Linked DNA regions of Mus musculus: region 2 is linked to region 1. Evidence: chromatin loops called from intact Hi-C (ENCODE). Cell type or tissue: left cerebral cortex. All regions are shown on one strand. Each heading gives the region's core, and the rest is flanking DNA. Links, peaks and the distances in the headings are about the cores only.

Evidence for each region. Hi-C counts contacts between places; a loop is a spot of excess contacts. Peaks named below come from ENCODE experiments on the same cell type or tissue, not always from the same donor. Only the 100,000 strongest peaks of a DNase experiment are listed, where the experiment ranks them.
Region 2: it touches region 1 in a loop (4-fold over the local background); 2 of 42 quality-filtered maps call a loop at or near these places.

Annotation. Positions count from the first base shown.
Region 1 is chr7:57,469,595-57,477,594 of GRCm38, reverse strand. All of the region lies in intron 6 of Gabra5 (gamma-aminobutyric acid (GABA) A receptor, subunit alpha 5), which reads left to right. Among named protein-coding and RNA genes, the nearest start is that of Gabra5, 36 kb to the left of the region's middle. In left cerebral cortex, for the core only: a CTCF peak has its summit at 3,223 (motif pointing right); DNase peaks (open chromatin) are centred at 3,242, 6,087 and 7,682.
Region 2 is chr7:56,455,084-56,465,325 of GRCm38, reverse strand. The region is part of intron 23 of Oca2 (oculocutaneous albinism II); the gene reads right to left. Among named protein-coding and RNA genes, the nearest start is that of Oca2, 220 kb to the right of the region's middle. In left cerebral cortex, for the core only: a CTCF peak has its summit at 4,279 (motif pointing right); DNase peaks (open chromatin) are centred at 4,283, 4,787 and 5,160; H3K27ac peaks cover 186 bases.

The sequences.
Region 1 (8,000 bases), core at 1-8,000:
TCTGAATTAGTGTCTATTGCAATATCTTCCTTCTTATCTCTAGTTTGGGGACCTACCTCTCCTCTCCTCTCCTCTCCTCTCCTCTCCTCTCCTCTCCTCTCCTCTCCTCTCCTCTCGTCTCCTCTCCTCTCCTCTTCTCCCCTCTTCCTCCCCTCCCCTCCTCCCCCCTCTCACTAATTTGGCTAAAGGTCTGTCAATCTTGTCAAGGAACTATATCTTTATTTCACTGTATTTTTTTCTCTTAATTCTATTTTACTAATCTCTGGCTTTCATTGTGTTTTACTTTATACTTTTTGGGGGTGTTATTTGTTCTTGGGTTTTACAAGGGTGAATCATTAAGTTATTAATTTGATATATCTGAGAAAATTTTGCTATAACATTTCCTCTTAGGACTATCTTCACTTATTCCTATGGATTTTGATATTTTGTATATTCATTTTCATTCAATTCTACAAAATTTCAAATTTCCATTTTGATTTCTTTCCTAACCCAATGATCCTTCATACTGTCTTGTTTAGTTTCCATGAGTTTATGCCCTTCCTGTAGTTCCTATTGTTGATATTCAAATTTGTTCCATTGTGGTCAGATATGATGAAGGATGTTATATTCGTTTCCTATTTTTACTAAGATTTGTTTTATGTCATAATATGTAATTGACTTCAAAAATATTTTATGGGCTGCTGAAAAGAAATTAGTGTATTTAGAGTTTGGGTGAGATATTCTGTAAATGTTTGTTAGGTCCATTTAATTTATGATGTAATTCAACTCCAGAGAATCTCTGTTTTGTTTTGTTTTGTTTTGTTTTTTTTGTTTTGTTTTGTTTTGTTTTGTTTTTATAGATGTCCTGTGTATTGGTGAGACTGGGGTATTGAAGTCACCCACTATCAGTGTCTTGGAGATACTCTGTGCTTTTAAATTTGTTAGCGTTGCTTGTATGGAATTGGGTTCACCTGTGTTTGGTGAATCTATGTTTAGGATTGGAATACCCTTTTCATTGATTCATTCCTTCAGTGAGTATGAAGTGAGCCGTCTTGGAAGTCTATTTTCCCATGTAAGAATAGCTGCGACTGCTATTTCTTGGTTTCATTTGCTTGGAATACCCTTGTCCAATACTGGGTAAAGTATTAAAAGTGGTGCCTAACATGTATGGTGAGGTAAATTTCTTGGTGGCAACAATAAGATCGATCCTGTTCACTGATGCAGTCTGCTGGTCTGTGTGTCTATTTTTTTTTTATCTAATTGAGACTGTTAATATTAAGAATTACTTTGAATGATGTCTCTTAATTCTTGTCAACTTATCATTTTGTGATGTGTTCTTAGACCTCTTCCATGAACTCTAATTTATGCTTGTGATCTATTTCTCTTTGTCTTCAGACACAAGTAGCCACAAGTTTCTTTACCTATTGCTATCATGAAAGGTTTTCATTTTAACCTTCAATTTTAACAGTTAGTTTTTGCAGAGAAAAATAATTGAGTTAATAATGGTGGTCTTCCAGAACTTGGAATACATCATTTCAGGCCCTTTCGGCTTTGTATTTTTTGTCTATTAATCATTTCATTAGATACTATCATTTTGGAAGTAACAATTTGTGAAGATGATATGATGTCTTTGTTTCTTATGAAGTTTGTCTTCTGTACTGGGACTTGTAATTGTAGAACTAGTTCATTGGTTGAGTTTTTCTTTTAGATTTTTATTAGGAAATGGTAAGTCCTCTTTCTCCTTTCAGTGGTGGGTTTTGTAGGATTAAGTGGGAAAATAAGTCCCAGTAGGGATGATAGATTGTTTCTGTCTGTGGAACTGGTGTTTAGGGTTGGAGTTTCTATTTTGCTTTATTAGGTCTTTGAGGTTTTATTTTCATCTTCATTCTATTATCTTCTGACTGATTTTCCTTATTTCTTAGTGCCTACTACCTTAAGTTCAGCTTATATATTTTAATACTACCTTGGTGTGTATTATAAATAATTTACTTGTGATCTTTCTGGTTTTTATTTTGCTCTACTTTTAAAAATAGCTTTTCACTGTATGTGTGTAAACTAAAGTCCACCTTCCTGGCTCGACCTTTCTACTGCTGGAGTTATAAGTACAGAATCCCATGTTCTCCCTTACACCTGACTTTCATTGTAGGCGTTCATAGCTATAAACTTAGTTTTTACTATTCCCATCAATTTGTCATTAAAAAGTTCTAATAAGTTGAACTTTCAGTTAAATTTATTTCTAGGAAGTTTTTCATTTCCTTCTTCACTTTTTCTATGATTCACATGTCACCAAACAGTGTATTACTAAATCTGTAAGTAGTCATACAGTTTCTGAAAACACACATAGACAGACAGGCAAATGCACAAACATAAAAATATACAAATGTATAAAGATACACAGACACACAAACATACAAATAGACACAAACACAAAACCACACAGAAACACAAATATATGATTCTTGTTTTCTTTGCAAATCTGCTCAATGATTAGTTTCTTCCAGTTATGTGAAGATTTGAGCTTATATTTGATGAAAACAATGTGAAAACAAAGGAATTCTAAGAATGCAACTCTCACATATATATATTTCTTGTTCTGAAAAATAAGTCTAGAATCCTTCTGGGTGTCCTGTGATTCCATAGTCAATGCATCCATTCAGTGTAGCCCATCAGTGCTTTGGGCATTTGAGAAGATGCACAATTGCACTGTTCTTACCTGTTTGTCTGCCTAGACTCACCCCATCTCCAAGGCTATGGATCATCTCAGCTTAATGTGTTGCTCTTGTCTGGCTGCTATCATGGCATTCCCTGCCTATTGAGGATCTTCTTAAACATAGGACTGCAACCTCCTCGAGGTTCTAGGGAATGTCTAGTGGGAAAGAAGGTGGTCAGTGCTGGGTCTCAAGCTCGTCAGGGTTTCAGCTTCAGTCTTTTAGTCCCAGCTTCAGAAGAAAATTCCCTGGCAGACAGTTATGCCTGAATAGAAGGAACCATCTGAGCTGGTCTCTTACTAATTCACAGAACCTTATATGGTTCTCTTTTGCACGAGGTGTTTCAGAAATAAAAACTCATGGTGGAATTTGTGATAGCATTATCTCCATCCATAGAAAAGGTAAGCAGATCATGATGAACTATAGGGACACATTTATCTAGGAAAGCCAACAGCCCACCTGCCTGTTCTATATAAATCCCAAGAAACTTGGGTAGTGCTCTCTAGTTAGACAACAGGGCTGAAAATCACAGCCACTAGATGGTGCCATGAATACATACATGGAGGGGAAAGTAGGCCAGCTTGAGGAGCCAGATGCTGAGTTAGCAGCACTGCAGCAGGTTTCACTGAAGGGCTTTCAGGGGAAATAAGATGCTAGGATTCTGGAGAGCACCTGAGGGAGCCAGCCTTGGTCATCACTGGTTCACTGGTGTGCAACTGGACTGTGCCTGCTTTCTAGGCAGTGGCAACACCAGAGTTCTGTGTCAAGGTCAAAGGTTGCTGAAAAGTCCTAACCTCCCATACTGTAGAAAAACACAAAGAATCCGGCCTCATGAATTTAACAAATTAAGGATGTGGCTAGGCATTTTAGTTGTTAGAAATTGATGAGTATATGTCATGCACAGCGCTATCTGCATTCCATCCATGCCTCCTGAGCCTGAGATGACCTATAAATGTCAGCCAAATGATCGATGGGAGGAGTGGCTGGGAGATTTTGAAATTTACCTGAAAATGACTAAGCATGCCCTTGGTGCTGATGAAGAGGTATGTTGCAGAGTCGGACATGCCTCCTTTCCTGTTCCTTAAAAAAATTCAAATCTCAAGGTTTTTTTTTAATTGGTTTTTCCTAGATGCACTACAGACCAGCCTTCTATAGCATTTATAAAGTAAAGATGGGATTAGATGGCTTGGTGGTTAACAGAGTGTCTTACTCTGGCTGAGAACCAGAGTTGGTTCATAATATCTACAATAGACAGCTGATAATCTCATGTAGCTCCAGCCTTGGAGAATCTGAGGCCATCTTTTAGCCTAGGAGAGTACATACAGGCTAGAACACATACCCATCACTCACCCCTGTGCCCCCCCAACACACACACTTTTAAAAGAGTAAAGTCAAATTATGAATCTTGAGAAACTAAAGAAAACTGAATTCAGTGGTTCTGCTCTCCAGTGTATTTACCACATGTGGTGATTTGAATATGCTTGGCCCTGGGAGTGCCACTATTAGGAAGAATGGCCTTGTTAGAGTAGGCATAGGCTTATTGAATACAATCTGTCACTGTGAAGGTGGGCTTTGAGGTTCTATGCTCAAGCCCCACCCAGTGTGGAATAGAGAGTATCTCTCCTGGTTGCCTTCAGATCAAGATGTATAACTCTTGGCTCCTCCAGCATCATGTCTGCCTGCATGATTCCATGCTCCCACCGTGATATTAATTGACTGAATCTCTGAAACTTTAAGCCAGCCCCAATTAAATGTTGTCCTTATAAACGTTGCTTTGGGACATGGTGTCTCTTCACAGCAACAAGACACTGAATAAGACACCACATTTCAAGCAGCCAGTTGCTAACTGTGAACAGAACTAGGCACTTTAGGCTAATTCATGTCACTCTACCAAGATCTATTGGAAATTCAGGCAGATTTGAGAGTCAAGTCCTGATCATGGCCATACACACATGTCACAGGCAGTAGTCTCAGTGGCTTTGTGCTAGTCATATGAGCATACAAAAAGCCATACATCTGAGATTCAAAGGGAGTTTTAGAGTTTTTAGATCAAGGTGTCGTCTTAGAGTATTTTGAGGAACATTAAAGCTTTGATACTACATTCTGTTAACATGAAGGGGTTTTTCTAAAGCATTTCAAACATGAATATCCGAATGAACTGTGAGTACATTCATAGACATCTAGCAGAAGAATAATACATGGCTAATTTTGATAATTGAAGTTTGATTTCTTTCCACCATAAGCTAAGTTTTTCCACAGTATCCCACACAGTGTTGTTAGTAAGGCCAGTCAATGATCATGGGTTGTTTCCCTCTGATAGTACTCAAAAACATTAAGAAGAACATAGGAGAAGAGGATTGCCCTTTGAATTGGCAGAGGCCAGCAACAGCCTTCTGTGTAAGCTGTCTGATACCAGGTCCAAGAGAAGACATGGCCTTCAATACTTAAGAGAAGGCTAATCATGGTTATCCAGAACTCTGCACCTTTGAGATATGTACAGGCCAGGCTGGTGAGAGAGAGCATCAACACTCACTGGGATTGAAGCAAAGAACCTGCTGTTTTGTGGAGATAGTGTCCTGTGGGATCACCATCCAAAGGGCAGACATTGGGGGTGATGCATCCAGACAAGAGAAGAGGATAGGCTCCAGGGATGTGGGAGAAAGGGACCATGTCTTCTCTTTGAGGAGCTAACAAATTTGGTAAAGAGGTGAAGCGGTCAGTGTATCAGAAGGTGTTAAAATTAATGCTGGCTTCAAAATGTTATCATTCCCAAAGGAAGTACCTGGAAAGGGGGAAAGGGATAAGCAAGGACATATGAAAGCTACCAGGCTTTCACAGCAAATGACAGAAATTCTGCTCTAAATTTTATGTAGGTTGTCTTTGGGACAGCTAAATGAAACTGTCTGGCACAGGGAAAAGTACATCCCAAGTAACATTTGTGTTTGACTTCACAGAGAGTGCACTGTAAGACATTTCCCTAGATACTGACCTACAGAGACTGAGCCCCAGCAATGGGGGAGGGTGGTCATAGGTCCTTTGGGTAGCTACATGTGATAAGTGACAAGTGCTAGCCATTCCAAGCAAGGTTGAGTGAAGACCTGTCTGAGGAGTATGCCTATGTCCACTGTGTGCCATCAGCTCAAAGTACGCAACCTGTTCTACACAGCTCTGAAACCTAAAATGCTCAGAAAACTGGAAGGAAGCCCTTCTGTTAACCTTCTCTGTTCTGTGCTTTGATGGTGCACAATTGAGCTTAGAACACACTGAGGATGGCTAGAATAGGAGATCTTGAGTGTGTGAGTATATGGGTAGATAGGTAAGTATGTATGGGTGTGGGGGTGTGTAGGAGAGTGAGTAGTGTGGTATATAAGCATTTGCTGTATGGAATTTGATATATTTTTGGTAGGAAGTATGGCAGTGTGTAGGCAGGCATGCTGGTGGAGGAGCCAAGAGTTCTACATCTTGATCTGAAGGCAGCAGAAGGAGACTATTCTGCCAGCAGCCAGGACCAGTGTCTGATTCCACTGGGCAGAGCTTAGGCATAGGAGACCTCAAAACCCACTCGCATAGTGACACACTTCCTCTAACAAGGCCACACCTCCTAATATTGCCATTCCCAATGGGCCAAGCATCCAAACACATGAATCTATGGGGACCAAACCTATTCAAATAGCCACGTATGGTATGGCTTACAACTTTGTAAGAGTATGCGACTCTTTGTATGCATACTGTGCACTGGGGGAGTGGACTTTCATCTCCTGAGGCAGATATCCATTTGAGCTGCTTGGTCTATCTGTCAGTTCATGTTAAAAAACATAGTAGTTCCCTGGGCCACTGGTTTATCTGCTTCTCGATCCTGTTGTTGCTGCCTCAGCCCTTTACATCCACCCTTTCCTTGCTCCCTGATACTTGCTCCATCCATTTAGTCACATCACAGTGTTTCACGCTGAGCATGTCTGGGAGCAGCTGCCTGCCCAGCTGTCAGATCACAGTGATGGAGGGGGCATGCTGAGGATGCAGTAATGAGTGAGGGACAGCATGAGTTCATATAGAGACAGCAAGGCTGAAATGAACAATGGCAGGAGGATACAACTACCAGGGTGTTCTCAACATAGGGACCAGCAAGTCTAGAAGTATATACAACCTACGGAATGAATATGCAGTCACATGAATTGTTTACCTGAGAATGTTGCTAAGAAGAGGGACAAGAAGGGATGAGAAATGGGACATAGTATATAGATAGAGTAACTCAGCCTATAAACAGGTGACAATAGGTAGTAAAAATCAATTCAGGGAACCCTGTGTGAAGAGGATTGATTATAAGATACATACAAGGGCTACTCCTAAGCCAGGCATGTCCTAATGACCAACTCTTTTCCCTCAGAATTCTATGGCATAGTATAACTGCAAGCAGTCATGAGGACAGAGGGTAGAGCACAGAAACAGAATGGAGAGCTCCTACTCCAGACAGCCATGTACAGGTTCTCTTAACCTGTGGCCCCACTTAGACTTTTCAAAAGCTCCTTTTACCTAGAGGCACACATACTCTACAACAATGCATGCTATTGGGGAAAATAATCAAAACAAAACCTACTGAGGAGTGATCCATGGGTAATGACATACACTTCGCTCTGAGTCTATGAATGATTTTACCTCCTTATTTGTGGTGTTGTGGATGGAACTTAGGGCTATAGGCATTGCAAGAAAGTGCTTTGTCCTGGAGTCTCTCCAGCTCTTAACACTCGTCTCCTTATAGAGAAGCTAGGGAGTGTTTGGAACATTCACCTCTCCCAACAGACTAGGACTATGGTATCTTTGTCTCATCACTACACAAGTGACATGAGCCCTTGTTCACCATTTTCATTCTTAAGATTCCGATGACATTGGACCATTAGGGAGATGGTGCAGGTGCATCGATAGAGACTCCTAGATACCTTCTATGTAAAGAAATTCCATTCTTCTCTGGTATGCCAACCAGAACACAGTTTTTTTCAGAGCCTCGCCCACTATGCTTCCATTGCCATCTCTCACAGATGCTAACCTAGTCAGCTGTGTCTCCTGCTTAAATCCAGTTTCCCTTCTGTTTACTTGACTCAGATCCTTAGCTCTCATCATCATAGGTTGCTAAAACCCATGTTTTCCTGTGTTCTCTTACCATTGGCACCATTTCTTCCCTTCTCTCTACCTTTCTCGGTGTTGTTTCTAGCCTCTGTCAGTGTGCTCCATGCTTCCCTACAAGGTCCCTGAATCATTTTTTGGGGGTCATTTTGTAGCAAACTGAACTGTGTATTAGCCTTTGCCAAAGCTCCAGAT
Region 2 (10,242 bases), core at 1,165-9,164, 1.0 Mb after region 1:
CATTTTCTCTACTCCCCATGTGCAAAAGGCCAAGCGAGGCTTTATGACTGCAGCAGGTATGGAGTATAAAACAAGGGCAAGTGTGTTCCTTTCTGTTCTGGTGAGGCCACGTGTAATGTAGGAAATCAGAGCACTCACACCTGCTCAGGTTGGATGGGAAAGAGTGTGGGTGGCAAGAGCTATGCAGAGTTTTAGGTGAAGACAGAAAAGGCCAGCTATGAGTGGTAATCCTCTGGGGCTGAAACTATTAAGTCAGGACCCATGGATAAAGGCAACATTGAAGGGAGGACCATTGGGAGGCAGAATTTTCTTCCCTGTTAAAAGAAGCCATTGAACCATCTAGAGACTGCCATATCCGGGGATCCATCCCATAATCAGCTTCCAAACACTGACACCATTGCACACAAGATTTTGCTGAAAGGACCCAGATAGAGCTCTCTCTTGTGAGACTCTGTCGGCGCCTAGCAAACACAGAAGTGGATGATCACAGTCAGCTATTGAATGGATCACAGGGCCCCCAATGGAGGAGCTAGAGAAATTACCCAAGGAGCTAAAGGGAACTGCAACCCTATAGGTGGAACATTATGAACTAACCAGTACCCCGGAGCTCTTGACTCTAGCTGCATATGTATCAAAAGATGGCCTAGTCGACCATCACTGGAAAGAGAGGCCCATTGGACTTGCAAACTTTATATGCCCCAGTACAGGGGAATGCCAGGGCCAAAAAGTGGGAGTGCGTGGGTAGGGGAGTGGGGGGGGAGGGTATGGGGGACTTTTGGGATAGCATTGGAAATGTAAATGAGGAAAATACCTATTAAAAATATTAAAAAAATAAAAGAATCCATCGAACCACCAAACTAAATGGATAGAGTAAGCTTGCTGTCCAAGGACTGGAAGACACATGATATGAGAAGATACGTGTGGGCTGTTGGGGGTGGGGAGCTGTGGATTGACTAACATGTCCTAATACACCACTGATGTTCTCTGACTCTGACACTCCTGTCCTGAATACCTTCCATGGCCTGGGAGTGTGTTCCCTGAAGTAGGAGAAAGCTGTGCATTTTGCAGCAGGGAGACAGCTGGTTCTGAGCATAAAGTAGAACTGGCCCGGTGAGGAGTGGATTAGAAGCTTGTGCACTGTCTTTCTGGGAATAAGATGCACACCCTCGTTTATTGCCTCACTGAATAACCATTGCCATTTCCTCTCTTCCTCACCTTCTGTTGCACCCTGAGGTCCTCCATGGATCTGCTCACCTCAGCCCTCTCAGACTCCCTGTCTTTGCAGCTTTCTTCTCAGCTGCTCCTCATACCATCAGATGAACTTCCTCTTACCAACGCAGGCTGCCTCCCACAGATTTGTTTCTTGGATTTTTTTTTCCTTCACTTTTTTGTGGCGATCTACTTTTTGGGAAATTCTGAATCTTCAGATGTTTAACTTTGTTTGGAATCATTAGCTTTTCTACCCCTCCCCCCAACCCAATTCAACAATTCTCCACCTGCTGAAGCAGAGGAGCCTCAGGGCCCCATATTTCTTTGTTAAGTACATAAGACAATCACTAAAAGAAGACAACTAACTTAATGTTGTTTCAGAGTCTTGGAAAAGTTGTGGAAAGGTTATCTTTCTTTAGGAAAGTAGGACCAGTGTATTCCTGGGCTTTGTGGCAATTGTCAGAAAGAGAAGCACACATGCACACACACACACACACACACACACACACACACACACACACACACACACACACGCCTGGACCCCCGAGATCTCTCAGACACTGGGCCACCAACCAGGCTCCTTCCTTGTGAGGAGCCGCCCTCACATTTGCCATTATAAGATGGCCCTGACAGCTGTGTTCTAAGTGGTAAACATAATCTGCACACGTGCAGGGGCAGTTTTCCCGCCATGTGTTGCGCGCGCTCAACTGGCCAGGAAGAACGACGCTGCTACAGGATCCTTCTGCACACATTTATTCAGTCCTGTTTCTTCTTTCTTTATATCTCCCTTGTTTATATCTCCCTTGTTTTTATATCTCCCTTGTTTATATCTCCCCTGTTTATATCTCCCTTGTTTATATATCGCGCCCTTGTTTTTATATCGCCCTTGTTTTTATATCTCCCTTGTTTTTATATCTCCCTTGTTTTTATCTCCCCTGTTTATATCTCCCTTGTTTATATATCGCGCCCTTGTTTATATATCGCGCCCTTGTTTTTATATCTCCCCCGACCCTGGGCCTCTCACTCCTTTTATACTCTCTCTCATCCACGCACCGCAGGCCACGCCCCCTCACCAGTCACGAGGCTTCAGCTAATCAGGGCAGCAGGGGCAAATCTCCACCAAATTGGATTCACCTGTATCCTGGTACACCTGCGCAGCACTCAAGAAGGTGCAAGTCATATGACTTAGCTGCAGTCCCTGGCGCCTTTGGGACTGCCGCCACACCCGCTCCCCACACTTCCTAACCCCTCATCAATACTTTGCAAAGATTGTTCCTAATTTTGAGAGTGTGAAATATGTAACTGAAGTCTCCTTGGAGCGCCCCGTGAATTTCAATGTCCCATTAGGCCTCGCTGTAATTACAGATGTGATGGATATTTTCTCCTGGTTGGAAAGCTTTGCATGAAGATGAAGTACTTCCCTTTAATGAGCTTTAATGACCTTTACACCTCATGGCTCTTTATCTTCCTTCCTCCTGTTTTAAGAAATGTTGAGATCTGAATATTTAAGACTATTTTCTACAGTTTCTGTCTACTGGAGAAGAGTACAGCGGTGGTGAGGTGCCTTGGGGGAAGCAACTTCAGACTGGCTGGCCTGGGTGACTGAAAGCCCACTAGGGTGAGCTTTGGGGGGAGGCCTTAGGGAGGCTGTGGTGCTAGTGTGTTAGTCATCAGATCTGTCGTGTTAAGAGAAACAGGACCTACTGAGTGGGCATAGAACTGAGGGAGTCATCACAGCACACAATTCTTCATAAAAAGAAGAGTTTTGTCTGTGTCTTTGGAGGTACGTGTTTTGACAATTTTAAAAGAAGAAAAGTATATTCCGGACTTGGAATGAATAGTAAGTTCACTAAGATAGAAGTCCTGTAGGACTAAATATAACCATTTACTCTAAAATGCAGCTTATCATGGAATAATTTTTTAATAAAACATTTGACACAGCATCAGTCTGAAGGCTTCTCTAGAATGTCTTTCTGGAGACTGTTACAGACAGTACTTGTACACTGTGGCTGGGTGGCTACAAATCATCCCTCCCAGATAATTTTCTACACCAAATTAGAAAAAAATTAAAAGTATACACATAAAATAAATTAATCTTTTTTAAAAAATAAATATTCAAAATTCATAGTTTTGCTGAAAGTATCCTGTTATGTCATGCGGTGAGGAGCACACGAAAGTCATTTGCTGGGAAACCTGGAAGCAACAAAATGGATAACTACCAATTTTGCTTCATAGTCTGTATTCCAGAGATGTGTGTGTGTGTGCCAATGTCATGTACACAAAGACACTAGGAAACACACTCCTGTTGACCTACCACAGCTGAATACAGTGAACCACTAAAGAGTGGGCAAATTACATGCATGCTCACAGGGACTGTCCTTGAGCTGTATGACTAAATTTTAATAAAATAAGGTACAGAGCAGCATACAGAATGGTTCTCATTTTCAGTATTTTGAAACAATATATACACAGAGAGACATGCATATATTGACTGTAAATGATCAATGTTGACTATTTCTCAGAGGAAGTTTTATTTTAAAGGATGATAGGGGGAAATGTAGTTTTTAAAAAACATTAAAGATCCCTGACCCCTCTGCATCTGGTTTGGACAGGTAAGGAATCCCCAGGCCTGCTTACTCTCTTCACACTTCCATTACGCCATGAATATCCAGTCCAGACAGGTGAGAGGCCTGGAAACTCCCATCTCCTGCCTCTCTTCCCACACCTCATGAGTACCAAACGTGGACAGAGTAGAAGTCTCCAGACCCTCTGACCCTGTATGACTTCCTTCATACCACCAGAGCAACCCAGTGTCTTCTGGACATAACTGGGCCACTGCTCACACAGACTAAGAGGAGCTGTGGTCATCTGCATAAGACCTGTACAAAATCAAGCTAGTCAAGTAATTAATTAATCAGCTAATTAATTAATCAAGCTAATTAATTCTAGCCTGAAGCTCAAAAGCCTCCCCCACCCTCCCACCTCTAACAGAAATGCTTTTGATAGCTGATGGCATCTAAGGGAGGGAGAGTTAGTTTTTAAGGGTGTGGCTCCTGGTAGGTCTGCCACACTCCAGCAGATGGCCCCACACACATACATACATGGGCATAGCAAACCAGACTCAGTGGATTATTAAATTAAAAAAAAAAAAGAGGCAGTTGGACAGTGGGATCCAGGAGTGATCTGGGATGGGTTAATGAATATGATCAAAATACATTGTATGAAATTCTCAACGATTAGTAAAAAATATTTATTTTATAAAAATTCTCATATTCTTTACGTGAATTTTGGAGTAAAATCCCAGTGTCTAGAAAGCCAAAATTTAGTATAAGGGAAAAAAAAAAAACAAAACTCCAGAAGATAATGCTATTCTCCAGAAGCTGAGAGAACAAAGGAGAGAAATTATCATGCTAGAGAAATCTCACATGTGGAAATTGGATTCTCAGGTCCTATATTCTTTATTATTTCCGTGAGTCACTAATGGGAAAAAATACAAAGAAAACTATGAAGATGCTGTAAATTTAATTGTAACGTCCAGGTCACAAAACAGTAGAGATCAAGCTATTTTACTGCAAGAAAGAAAGGGTGTTTTGTTTTAAACCGTGGAAAACTGGCATGATATTAAAAATGTAGAAAACTAAATATAGAGACATTTAAGACAGGCACAATCATATCCTTGCTTTAATTAGGGAAAAGTGAATCATCTGTTAAAAATATAGATTTGCATTTCTAAAATGAATTTCCATTCGTGTTTTTGATTTTTTTTTTAAACCGACAGATTTTCTGTAAGGACATTTGATAAAACGGTATATATAGCACAAGGCATTCTCAGGGTAAATCCTATAACTCAACAGAGATTTTGTTGGGCTGGCTTTATAATTTTCTGTTTTTCACGTTTTTCATGCTGCTCTTGTGAGTGGTAGAATAGAAGATGGACCTGAATCTAGGTAAAACAAAGTCCAGGACATTACTTCCTGTCCTGGTGGCACTGCAACACTCCTGTTTTTTGCTCTCCACCATCATCTCAGACATACTCTCTGGGTGATCCTGATTCTCTAACAAACACTCACGGGGAGTGAGTCCTCAGTGCTGATCTTCTCCACTCTAACTGGACCAGGCTGGTCAGATACCAGTGTCTCCTCAGTCGTCCTGGTCTGGACCATGGCAGCTACCTGAGGATAGTGTCACATTCCAGGAGCCTGTCACTTCTATGCTTGGAACCTTACAGAACATTTGTGGAAGAAACAGAAAGGATTCACATAGAAAACCACTTCCCAAACACTCAGCTATTCTCGGTAGATCTCAAAGTGCTCATAAGAACATTTAGATCGATGCTCAGGTGACCCAGACAAGCTCAGGCTGATAAACATCACTGCTGTTCAAAATGAATGTAACATCGCAAAAACAATGTTATAAAAACTATCCATTCACAAGTTTGTGGATGTAAGGACTGAAAGATGTCTTCTCAGAGTTAGATTTCTCTACTGGGTCTGGGGAAATGTTGGACTGTACGCACAGTACCTAGGAGAGGCTGATAGCACTTGACTATGCACATTAGAAAAAGGGCTAGTTCTCTTAGGCATAAGTAAAAGAAAATTCTGGATTCTCCAGCAACCTGAGAGTGTTGGGAGTTTCCTGTGACTAGGCAGTCAGAAAATGGTTGCTCTGGTCTGCTAGCTAAGTTATCCTTAAGATTAGTCACACAGCTGCCAGGGCAGAATACATGAAGCAGCCTAGGGAATCATCAGTTCACCTTAGGAAGGCAGGTCCCAAAAACAAGGGCCAGGGTCTCATGGACAAGAAGCCCCCACTGATATAAAAGTAAACGTGAAGCCAAAGGGCCTGTAACAAAAGTGATGCCATTAGAGTATGTGTTAGATAGATGATTATGGGGAATAAAAGAAAGTCAGGTATGTGTAGAGAGATAAAAATTAAATAAAACAGACATAATAAGTAAATAACAGACAATAAATAAATAAACAAACAAACAATACTATATGTTATCTATAATGCCATATATTACTATATAGAGATAAATATATAGTAATAGGTACTCAGATAATAGTAGTTTGCTTAGATAATAAATTATAGATAGATGATAGGTAGGTAGGTAGATAGATGATTGATAGATAGATAGATAGATAGATAGATAGACAGACAGTAGATAGTAATCAATACAGATGAGAGATGCTGAGCTAGACACAGAAATACAGACATAGCATAGGCTATTAAAAATGTCAACAAAACAGACTGAAACAAAACATGTACAAAAACGCCACACATTAAAAATAACTTATTCCTACTCTGGTGGGAAATGGAAGGTTTTCCCTGGAGGAAGACCAGGTAATAGGAATGAAGCCATTACTTTCCATAACATTCAAGGAAGGCAGATTTTTTTAATTACATTTTTATTAGATATTTTCTTTATTTACATTTCAAATGTTATACCCTTTCCTAGTTTCCCCTCTGAAAATCCCCTACCACCTCCCCCCTCCCCCTGCTCAGCAACCCACTCACTTCTGCTTCCTGGCCCTGGCATTCCCCTATACTGAGGCTTAGAGCCTTCATAGGACCAAGGGCCTCTCCTCTCATTGATGTCCGACTAAGTCATCCTCTGCTACATATGCAGCTAGAGACACACGCTCTGGGGGTACTGGTTAGTTCATATTTTTGTTCCTCCTATGGGGCTGCAAACCCCTTCAGCTCCTTAGGTACTTTCTCTAGTTCCTCCATTGGGGACCCAGTGCTCAGACCAAAGATGGCTGAGAGCATCCACCTCTGTATTTGTCAGACACTGGTAAAGCCTCTCAGGAGACAGCTATATCAGGCTCCTGTCAGCAAGCTCTTGTTGATATCCACAAAAGTCTGGACTTGGTGATTGTATATAGGATGGATCCCCAGGTGGGGCAGTCTCTAGATGGTCATTTCTTCAGTCTCTGCTCCACACTTCGTCTCTGTAACTCTGATCTTTCTTACAAGGGGGAACAAAACACCCATGGAAGGAGTTACAGGAAGACAGATCTTAAAAGCTAGACATGGTGGTAGTACCTGAGGAACCATATGACTGACTTGTAGACTAGGAATTCTAAAATACCTCTTTTGTTCCCGCCCCTGCATCCCTTCAATATATGTAATGAACACATTATTTTCACCCCACCCCCACCCCGGTCTTTTCATAGGAGATATCCTGTTTTGTATTTTGAATGTGCTGCCATGGTAACAACACTCAGTGATGGATACTAAACCCAGAGATAGTTAAGGCCAGTCAAGAGTAAACACCTGTCCTCCTTGGGCCAGACAAAGCCCTTCCAGAGAACACTTTCAGGTCTTCCTTGGAGCTATAGGGACTGTTCCCTGCTATACGTAAGAAGCCCTGCCCCTGGCCTAAGCATGGTTACCAGAGAAGGACAAGGTCAAAACAGGGTTCATACTACTGACAAGGCCTAGCTAGACAGGCCATTCAGAGCTGGCAAATCTTCTGGTCTGCTTACCATCTTCTCAAGCTAATTAGGTTAGAATTTGAATGGCTCACAACCACAAGTCATAACTAACAGTATACCGTATTACATTCCTCCTCCTCCTCTTTCTCTTTATCTTCTTCCTCTCCCTCTCCCTCCTAGAGCACACAAAATTATTCAACTGCCTGCTCTCAAGACCATCTCAAGCCCCACATATCATTGTCTCCATTCTAGGAGTTTTCGATTGCTTCTCTCTTTTGACCCATGCCACAGCTACCCTGGCATCTGGCAGTCTGTCTCCCAGTGCTAAATGTAACACAAAGTCAGACTACTTTTCTCCTCCTAGAGAACTCCTACATTTGAATGCAGCTGTGACTTCTTTACTCCTTGACTTACTGATGTTTGTTTTCAGGAAATCTAGCTCACTTGATACCACATCAACCCCTGCCCATTCTCCACGCCTCTGAGACATCCACCCCCATTCCCGAATGCCCTGGCTTCAGTCCTGTCTCCAGTCCTGTCTCCCCACTGGCAATCTTCAGTCTTCCCATTTTACTGCAAGCAGGAAGAAATGTTCTTTCAGAGGTAAGTCTTGATTTATTTGTTCACTCCTGTTGACGTGCATAACCCTATCACACCTACCTTCCTTCTGCTGTACCCTGTGTGCAGCCCCTTCACCAGAGCTTGGCATTCCACTCCAAAGGCAGGAGCTCACAAAACTCACTTCCTCAGATCATTTTCCTCCTGAGAAACAATGACTTTAGCTTTTACCAATGACAGCCAAGGTCACATCCTCTCAACTGTGCTTACTGTTCCCCTCATGGGCAGCTTCCCAGCTCTGCAGATCCCATCTAAACATTTTGCCCTGTGTGATACTCATACTCTGGCCCAGTTTGTTTAAATGTGTAATCTGAATAGATAAATGTAAATGGACAAGATATTTTTACATGAGTGTTTATGAAATATGACCTGATCAATGTCTGATAGAAATTGGTTATCTATAAATATACCACTTTATAAAGTTAAGGCTATCAACCCATGTGAATATGTATGTCTATAGTCATTTTTTTAAATTGTGTGTCTTATAGAGAAGATGAGTCTTTTTCAGGAAGTTGTCAATTAATAGTTTCTCAAGAAAGGGCAGTTTAAGAGCATTTCTATCAACCATTAGTGGTGAACTACACACCACTGTTTGGATTTTCAGGATATTACTAAATATGCATTGCTTGTAGAGATTGTACAGTGAGTGTCTGGGACTCACTTGCCTCCAACTCCTCCTCCTACCACACTACCAGGATATTTTACTTTTGAGTAATGTTAAGTCTCTTATGTCACTTTAAGATTTTCAAAACCATCTAAAACCATCTCAATTTGCCCAATTGAACACATTCTAGGTACTTCAATATTTGAAATTTCTCTTATTCAATTAATAAAATCATTTAGGCTGTAAGGATCATGTGCATCTTTAGTCTAGTTGTAGGGAATTGTACAATGTAAAGGCAAGGCAAAATTTTACAGTGTACAGCTCCATGGAACATTTTTCAACTATGGTTTGGAGTATAGAGTTATTTATTTATTTATTTATTTATTGCTTAATATAGTGGGGAGGTGCATACCCCATGGTATATATATCAGTGTTAGAGAATAATGTATGGGAGTTGATACACTGTGAGTTCCAGGGACTGAACCGAGGTCATTGGGATTGGCATCAAGCCCCTTTTCCCACTAAGCCATCTCACTGGCCCTGCATATAAAGAACAACTGACAGTGAGCAATGGTCTTCTCAACTACCTTAACTAGCACACCCATCTCAAAAAATAACCTATATAAATTCTAGATCAGGTAGTGTGGGTGAGGTAGTAAGACATTTAGCTAAAACCTCTAGTTCCTCTAGGTAGGGAGTTAGACACTGATAGACTTAAAGGACTGTGTATGTGACTTCCTCTCTCACACTCAGCAACTTGTACAAACAAGATCTGAACTTTGGGAACCTAGTTACTGGTCAGAAGAATGAGATCTGAGTTATCTCTGGTCCTGGCAGGAGACATGACATTCTGAGCTGCATGGGACACCATAAACAAATAACTACCTACACCATACAATATTATATAGCCATAGGCTAATAAAATATAAGGACAAATCATTGTCCTTTCCTATAAGTGTCAGTTTCAACAGGTCTGTCAATCATGGAAACAGGAACAAGCCTTTAGGAAAGGTTGCTTTTGGATAGTTTGGGAATTACAGGCATCCCACCAGGAATGTTGATTGGGACACTCTTTCACCTATCTCCCAAACAACCACAGGCGCCTACTGAGGTTAAGAGTACAACTATAAGAATACCTAAGTATTTCAACAACATTCACACATCATTTTTGTAAGCATCCTGTCCTAAGGGATATCCAGGTAAAGCAATTGTCCTCTATGCCTCATAGAACATGACCATAATGTAGCACAAGTTGCGGGTGTCCATAGTAATAGTCATCTAGGCTTTAGCACCTCCTACCAAAAGGAGAACCTATACTTGAGGTTCTACCTACCACTCTCTTCTGCCTCCCAGCTATACATTAATCTTGTG